Regions from separate parts of the Homo sapiens genome. Here regions 1 and 2 are each linked to region 3. A link is an interaction called in ENCODE POLR2A ChIA-PET data of the cell type or tissue named here. Cell type or tissue: MCF 10A. All regions are shown on one strand.

Region 1 (2,500 bases), 62 kb before region 3:
TACTTGGAAATCTCTTTTTTGAGAAATCGGAAGTGTAGTCTTGAGAGAAGCAGAAAGCAGATGGACACGAATGCAAATTTTTCACTCGGGGAGTGAAAATACTGAGTTCTTAGGAGGAAGGATAAAGAGTTTGGGGGCTTGAGGTTTTTCCTTTTGCTAGGAAGAGAGACCAGAATAAACTCTGTTCTTCTTTATTAACACATGTCATGACATTAGAAGTCTGTCTAGATCATCCAGGCCTGTGTGTGTGTCATTATGCAAACTAAACCTCTGTGTCCCTACACCTCTGAGGCCTCGCCTCACCCTGAGATGCTGATTCACTCGTTTTCCTGATGGTGATCACGGTGTGTGGGAGCAGGTGTGCCTGGCAAGCCCCATGCCCAGGTAGCAGCTTGCTTTGCACTACAGTCGTGGGAAGGTTGTCCTTTTGATCTCCGGCCACATGGCTCTCTTCACTGCGTGTTGTTCCTGTTGCCTTGAAAATTCGCTCTACCCAAAGCTCTTCCTCAGACAGCAACCTCATTTTTTGTATCAGGGCTCCACGCCATCACGTGAAGCTATAAGTTAATCAGCCCTTTGAGTATTATAAAAAAATGTTTCTGGGATGTTGTATCCTGAGCACTTGCTTACACTTGCTTCTCTTATATACACAAGGGCTTTGACTAGTGGTTTAGGATGAAAACCCTTGTCCCTAGCTGCTCCCGCTGGTACTCTAGGCTTACCATTTCACAGGGAGGCTATGGAGACAGCTCAGGTTAAAAGCCACGTGGGAGAGAGAGAACAGGGCCTGCGTGTGTAGGGCGGGTAGTGGGAAGCTTAGGGTCGGCCTCCATGGTGGCCAAGGGCAAGTGGCTAAACTTGGAAGAATCTGCCTCCCATTCTCAGTACAGGGGGACCGATAACTTCCAGACAGGAGAGGATCAACTGAGGCTGAACAGGCCATGATAAATGTTACTTTAGTTAGGAATTTTTGTCCTTAATTTTTTTTTCTTTTTAAAACACAAAAATCCCACTCATAATTCCTCAGCCCAGAAGAAAAAAAGCTGTCCTCTTAGAGAATTTCCTGCTAGTTTGTGTTCTGTGTCTATTTCATTTACTAATTGAGATCAGTGTTCCTCATTTGCTGATTGAGATTATACTAGTTATATAATTGTATAACTAAAAAAAAAAAAAAAGCCAGGTGCGGTGGTGTGCACCTGTCATTCCAGCCATTTATGAGGCTGAGGTGGGAGGATCACTTGAGACTGAGTTTGAGTCTTGCTTGGGCAACATAGACCCTGTCTCAATTTAAAAGATACATATTTAACCTGCGTGTCCTGCACATGTATCCCAGAACTTAAAAGAATTATATACACACACACACACACACACACACACACACACACACACACACACACAAAGGAATTTTCAAACACATTAAAACTCGTGGTCAGCATCATGTAGACAGCCTTCAGTGGCCTGCCAGCCAGATCTGTCATGGTACACTCACAACCTTCCTTCGTGGCTGGAGCTCTTGTCAGTACATGCTTGCCTTGCACTGCACTGGCTCCAACACTAGGCGTGACCATTTTTTGCTAACTGCTTCTTAAAGTGGCCGCCTGTCTGATTCACGCTCCTCCTCTGCCATCAGTTTTAGGACTGGAAAGCCTGCTGCCTCAGGAGCAAAACTAAGTATTTCCTTTCCTTTGTGAATCAAATCTGTGATTTTGTAGATAGATTTGGTAATGTAGAATTTGAAAGAACTATAATGATCTTTTCAGTTCTCAGAGGTTTGAGTCTCCATCCAAAGTATTCCTGAATCACCTTTAGGACTGCTTGCATGCATTTTTGAATATCATACTTCGTTTTCTTGAGCATAGCTGCGTGAAATGGGTTAATAGCAGCATTGTTTTGCAACCCACTTAATATTCACCGGACTACTAGGGAATGGCTTAGATAAGCCACAGTCCAAGGCAAGCCATTGTGTCATCATAGAATAACCTTTGATCTGTGCTTGTACTTAACATAATCTGTGTCTGAAGCTTTGTGGTAAGGGTGGAGGATTTTGCTAATGTTAGAGGTGTCTGATTCTTTTGTATTGTGTGTGTTACTCCCTCAAGTGTTTGCTAATCTTTAGTGCTGCATTAGTGGCTAAAGCTTAATTTGTGGCCAATTCACAGAAACAGGTTAGACTTTTGCTAATGAGTTGCCAAGAGAGTAGTTTGAGTAATTTTTTTTTTTTTTTTAAATCTACTTAAAAACAAGAGTGGTAGCTGTCAGCAGTAATTTCACCCAATTTATCTCTTGCAGAGAACCTAGTTGCATGCTACAGTTTGGCCTCCTGGTTTCAAGGAGTGGTAGAAGGCTTATGTTACTGCCTTCTGGATTTTGAGGTAGTCCTTGGTATTTAATAGTTTTATGTTTTTCTTTTTTTTATTCATAGTTTTTTTTTTTTTTTTTTTCGAGACAGAGTCCCGCTCTGACCCCCAGGCTCACTGCAACCTCCACCTCTCAGGCTCAG
Region 2 (2,500 bases), 190 kb after region 3:
TATCGCTGGTGGTGCAAAAGGGGCAAACCGGCTGGCGTGGGGGCTCACGCCTGTAATCCCTGCACTTTGGGAGGCCAAAGTGGGAGGACTGCTTGAGGCCAGGAGTTTGAGAACAGCCTGGGCAACACAGTGAGACCCCCCCCAAGTCTCTGCAAAAAATAGCCAGGTGTGGTGGTGTGTGCTTGTAGTCCCAGCTACTCAGGAGGATGAGGCTTGAGCCTAGGAAGTTCAGGCTGCAGTGAGCTGTGCTCACCACTGCACTCCAGCCTGGGCAACAGAGTAAGACACTGTCTCAAAAAAAAGGGGACGGGTTTTACTGCTAAGGTCCCAGGTGCCATCTCTTGGTTCAGCCACTAAGATCTGAGGACTAAGGAGTTCAGGGTGTCTTCCCCAAGGCATATAACCTTTGAGGCCCTGCAGGTGGGTGCCCCCTGTGCCAGCCAGCACCCTCAGAGCCAGGAAAGGGTTAACCCCTCCACATGGCTGACACCAGAGGAGGAGCTTACTACGCAGCCTGGGATATCACACTGGGCCATCTCAGAGAGGAGAGGCCTCTGTGAGTTCTGTGAATGGAAGTGGATTCACTGCCTTCAGATTGAGAACGGGGTGAAAAGGCATCCCCACACAGAACCGACGCCCCAGTCGCTAGCTGGCTCCTTGGCACCCGTCGCATGGCCCCGAAGCTCTGGCAGGGACTCTGGGCACCTGTACCAGTGAGCACCCGGCCATCTCGGCCAGGTCTGTGAGGGAGCGATTCTACCCTTGCCATGTGACAGCCGGCAACTAGGGCCCAGATCTCTTCTTTCAAGTAGCACCTAAAATATTCTCCGGGTGAACCTAGGGCTAAATACGGCATGGCCTACAGGTGCCGGGTCTGGACCTTTTAACGCCATTCTAAGATACGATCGAGAACCCACGAGGCCTTTGGTAGCCTGGAGTCCAGTTACTGGGGCCAAATGGGAGTCCCACGGGTTTGGCTGACTCAGGGCTGGGTGCAACTTCCTGGAGCAGGCACATGTTGGTGCCAGGGCAGAGAGGCTGCAGACAGTTTTCTTGTGTGTTTGAACCCAGAATGCCAGCCCAGTTCTCACTCTGGGCCGACCCCCAAGGTGGCTTAGTTGGTGGCCCCTTTTTCTGTCCACCTGGCCCACTTCTTTCCACTTCCAGCCTGCAGCCCGGCCCTTCCTGGCCTAGGTTTTCCTCCCAGCCTGATCAAAGCAAAAGGCTCAGCTCCCAGGTGGGAGGCCTCACGGAGCTGGAGAAGAGACCAGCAAACACATGCACGGTAACTCAGATGTGTTATGTGTTGTCTTGCTGGCTGGGAGCTACGCCTCCTAGGCCCACCCCAAGTCGAAGGATCGCAGCCCTGGTGCTCGAGAGCAAGGGCTTGGGGCTGGGCTGCAAAAGCTCAGCTTTGCCTCTGAATCTTCTAGAACCACGTTTGCACTCACACAGGACAGATTTGCTCTGAGCCTGTGGGATAGCCTCATCTGTTCCCCTTTGAGCATTTGGAAAGCAAAGTGGGGTTCTGCCCTCGCCAGAGCCCACAGGGTCACCAGGCTATTAAACCCTGCAGAGTCTCTGGGGAGGCTGACTTTGAGAGCCAAATACCCCATCTTCTGGCTGAACTGCTGCAGGCTTCGTCTCGGGAGGAAAGACCCCCAGGCACCTGTCTGGACTTGTCTGGGCACCAGTAGTGGCTCTGAGGCCACATCTGGGCCTCGGCTGGCAGAGGTCTGGGCTGTCTTGGGCACAAATGCCAATGCCAACAGGCCCAGCACTGATCTCACACGATTCCAGCAAGAGAGCCTAGATTTTTGCACATCTCTGAGAAAACTGTCATACCACACCGCACAGCTAACCTTAGGCGCAACCAGCCACTAACTCCTCTCCCTGCCCAGGCGAAGTCCCCTTTGCTGCAGTGGGGCAGCATTTCAGGGACACGGAGAAAGAAGTTTGCTTTGTGGTTCCGTAAACTCAGACGGATGATATAAAATCAGAAACCTTATTTTAAAGCTTGGTAAATATGTGCATATGTCCCCTACAACTGGGGACGCTGGAAAGGCAGCATCTGAACACTGGCTGCTTTGAAAAGAGGTCATGAGAAGGGCAGAAGGGGTCAGCTGGGCATGGGGTGATGGAGGGAACCCCAAGTCCACTCCTAAATTCTTTCAACGTCCATCTCTTTCCCTGAAAAGTCGGCTTGGCTACTAGGCCTGAAAAGTATGTTGTTTATATCATGTTTGTGAGCGTCAGGGTTTATTTTCACCTGCTCCAGATACAAGAAGCAAAAAGAACTCTACATTTTTCTGTGTTTGGGGTGCTCAGGCGAGAAAGAAAATGCCTGCTTAAAGTAACTGATCAGCAATGTTTTGTTTGTACACGCACTTTATTCTGGTGAGTGATTTTAAGTACCAAGTTTGCCTTAACTTTTCACTGCACTCATTTTTATCCTCATGGCTAAAATAGCTGTATTTGCTCCACAATCAAAATTAAAGGA
Region 3 (2,500 bases):
GGTAAAATCCATGCCCTAAGAAGTTAAGCCGTGGTTCTTCAGTGGCTTGTAGTAATTGCAAGCCCAGGGCTGTTCGGAAGCAGAGAGAAGTAGCTGTATTAGCTGTTCTCTCCTGAAGAAATATCACTGGAGGTATAGAATAGCTAAAACACCTTCCTTGTCTTCAGAGAACTAGCTTGGGTACATGTGACCAGAGGACAGGCACAGAGGCTTAGATCGTATATTTGCTAGGTACCAAGTAGAGTTACATCATAACATTTTGAAACTTGTGTGAATTCAAATGTACTTGATGTGGCTAATTATTTTTTAGGGTGTGAGACTGGTTTTGCTTGTCACTTCACTCAGCAAAAGTATTTATCCTTATCCCAGTGAGTTGGAGATGAAATGGGAGATGTAGATTCTGCCCCTTCCTTGTGAATATCAACTTTCACACTCTTCTTGTAGCAAGCTTCCTGCTGGTTATAAACCATGTGTGTTCACACATGTGTGTACATGTGTGTTTAATAACATGGTGCTCACATGCAAGCCATCGTCTTCCTCTGATGTCCTAGAGGAGAAACAGTAGTGTGTTCTGACCCTGGAGGAAAAACCAGCTGTGTTGGCTTCACTGAGAGACGCATGTTCTCCAGTGTGAAGAAAGAAGTTTCAAGGGTAATTTTAACTAAAGGCAAAGTTCAGCTTTAGCGTCCCCACCCCTTGCCCCATGCGTGAATACTCTGTTGTGACTCCAGTCTTAGATGCTTTCCCTGAAGCCAACTGTGGAAAGCATCTCAGTTCAAAGATAAGAAAACAGTTGCCCAGAGAGGCATGTGGCCTTCCAGTAGTAGAGCTGTCTACCCCAGAGTGTACACACTCATTCCATTGTGCCTTCTGCTCATATGATGTTTGTTAACTCTTTTAAATCCTGAACCAGTCAAAACCACATTTTTTAAAAATAATCTAAACAGCATTTAGCTAAGGCCTCTAGAGAGCTGAGTGCAAGGTGTGCCTGTGCTCTTTCCAGAAACGGCAGTGATTTATGCCTGCACTCTGGCTTGAGTTGTGACAGAACAGGCTCCAATGGGTGTGTGTTTAGTGCCTTGTCTGTGATTTTCAGGATACATTCAGGTAGCTGCTTCCTAATGCATTCCCCAAAGAGTGTGCTTGTGGGCAGAGCATGTGCTGGGGAGGAGGGCCAGCTGTGAGCGGGGGAACAGATGACTCAGCATTCCAGCGGGCTGCCTGCCCAGGAACTCTCACCATGATGGCTTTAATAACATGGTGGCACATTGCCTGGTAACCTGAGGGTTGGTGGGGTTTGTTTCTACCTACTTTACCGAAAAGCCCTCTATCAGCTGTTGGCCAACCACATCAGGGTGGGGTAAGATATAAACTTGGCTCTGCAAGCTGACTTTCTTTTCTATTTTTCATGCCTCTGCCTACATTTTAACATTCATTCTCTTTTTCTTTCTGTTTTTTTTTTTTTTTTTTTTTTTTTGGACAGTCTTGCTTTGTCCCAGGCTGGAGTGCAGTGGCGCAATCAAGTGATCCTCCCACCTCAGCGTCCCAAGTAGCTGGGACTATAGGCGCACACCACCACTCCAGACTAATTATTATTATTATTATTATTATTATTATTGTTTTTTTGTTTGTTTTTTGTTTTTTTTTGTAAAGATGGGGTTTTACTGTTTTGCCCAGGCTGGTCTCTAACTCCTGGGCAGGCTCAAATAATCCAAAAGTGTTAAGATACAGACGTGAGCCACTGCACCCAACCTGCTCGCTTTTCTCTTCTCATTTATATACTATGTAAAGGTGGAAGCTGGATAGTTGACTTCCATATCATGTCCTCAAGGGAATTAGTTACTGAACAGATGGTCTTTTTTATATTAGTTAAAATTATTTTGTTTGCAATTCAGACCTCTGGACTATTTCCCTGGGTGCCTCATAGCAGAAGAATCTGTAGCCATGGACCTCCTTGCCACAGATTTGATTTTGGTGGAACAGATCTGGATGTATGTAGCCTTAGAAGCAAGCTAGGCTTTTTCTTTTCTGTTGGTAAAGGCCTCTAACTGCTGCCCTAAGCTGACATAGGGCACAGGGTACTATCTGTGAGCTCACTGGAAAAATGGGGTTTGTGGAGCTTTATAGCTGGGTTCCATGAAAGCTGCTTTCAGGTACTTTTTTTTTCCTCCATCAAAATCTTAGCATATGCAAAGGCAGTAGAAGCAAATTTATTCATTGGACATGCTTTAAAATGAGACTTTACTTATGTTAGAGGTATTAGATGTAGCACTTTAGAATTAGAATCTAAAGGGTGGTAATATTTTTTTCTAGGGAAAGAAATGTAGAGAGTACTTTATAAAATCCACAAGTGTAGGCAGGCTTGGTGGCACGTGCCTATAGCCCTGGCTGCTCGGGAGGGTTGCTTGAGTCCAGGAGTTTGAGGCTCCAGTGAGCTATGGTCACACCTGTGAATAGCCACTGCACTCCAGCCTGGGTAACATAGTGAGACCCTGTCTTA

Evidence for each region. Peaks named below come from ENCODE experiments on the same cell type or tissue, not always from the same donor. Only the 100,000 strongest peaks of a DNase experiment are listed, where the experiment ranks them.
Region 1: POLR2A ChIA-PET joins it to region 3 with 12 read pairs; 5 of 35 experiments call an interaction of 5 or more read pairs at or near these places.
Region 2: POLR2A ChIA-PET joins it to region 3 with 23 read pairs; 7 of 35 experiments call an interaction of 5 or more read pairs at or near these places.

What each region holds. Positions count from the first base shown.
Region 1 is chr16:14,562,375-14,564,874 of GRCh38, reverse strand. All of the region lies in intron 18 of PARN (poly(A)-specific ribonuclease), which reads left to right. Among named protein-coding and RNA genes, the nearest start is that of PARN, 67 kb to the left of the region's middle. In MCF 10A, a CTCF peak has its summit at 1,544; a DNase peak (open chromatin) is centred at 1,544.
Region 2 is chr16:14,306,310-14,308,809 of GRCh38, reverse strand. All of the region lies in intron 1 of MIR193BHG (MIR193b-365a host gene), which reads right to left. Among named protein-coding and RNA genes, the nearest start is that of MIR365A, 1.7 kb to the left of the region's middle. RefSeq lists enhancers at 125-174, 970-1,654, 1,655-2,340. In MCF 10A, no CTCF peak of the experiment used is centred here; a DNase peak (open chromatin) is centred at 969.
Region 3 is chr16:14,500,413-14,502,912 of GRCh38, reverse strand. All of the region lies in intron 21 of PARN (poly(A)-specific ribonuclease), which reads left to right. Among named protein-coding and RNA genes, the nearest start is that of LINC03107, 73 kb to the right of the region's middle. RefSeq lists enhancers at 1,047-1,341, 1,067-1,361. In MCF 10A, no CTCF peak of the experiment used is centred here; a DNase peak (open chromatin) is centred at 1,212.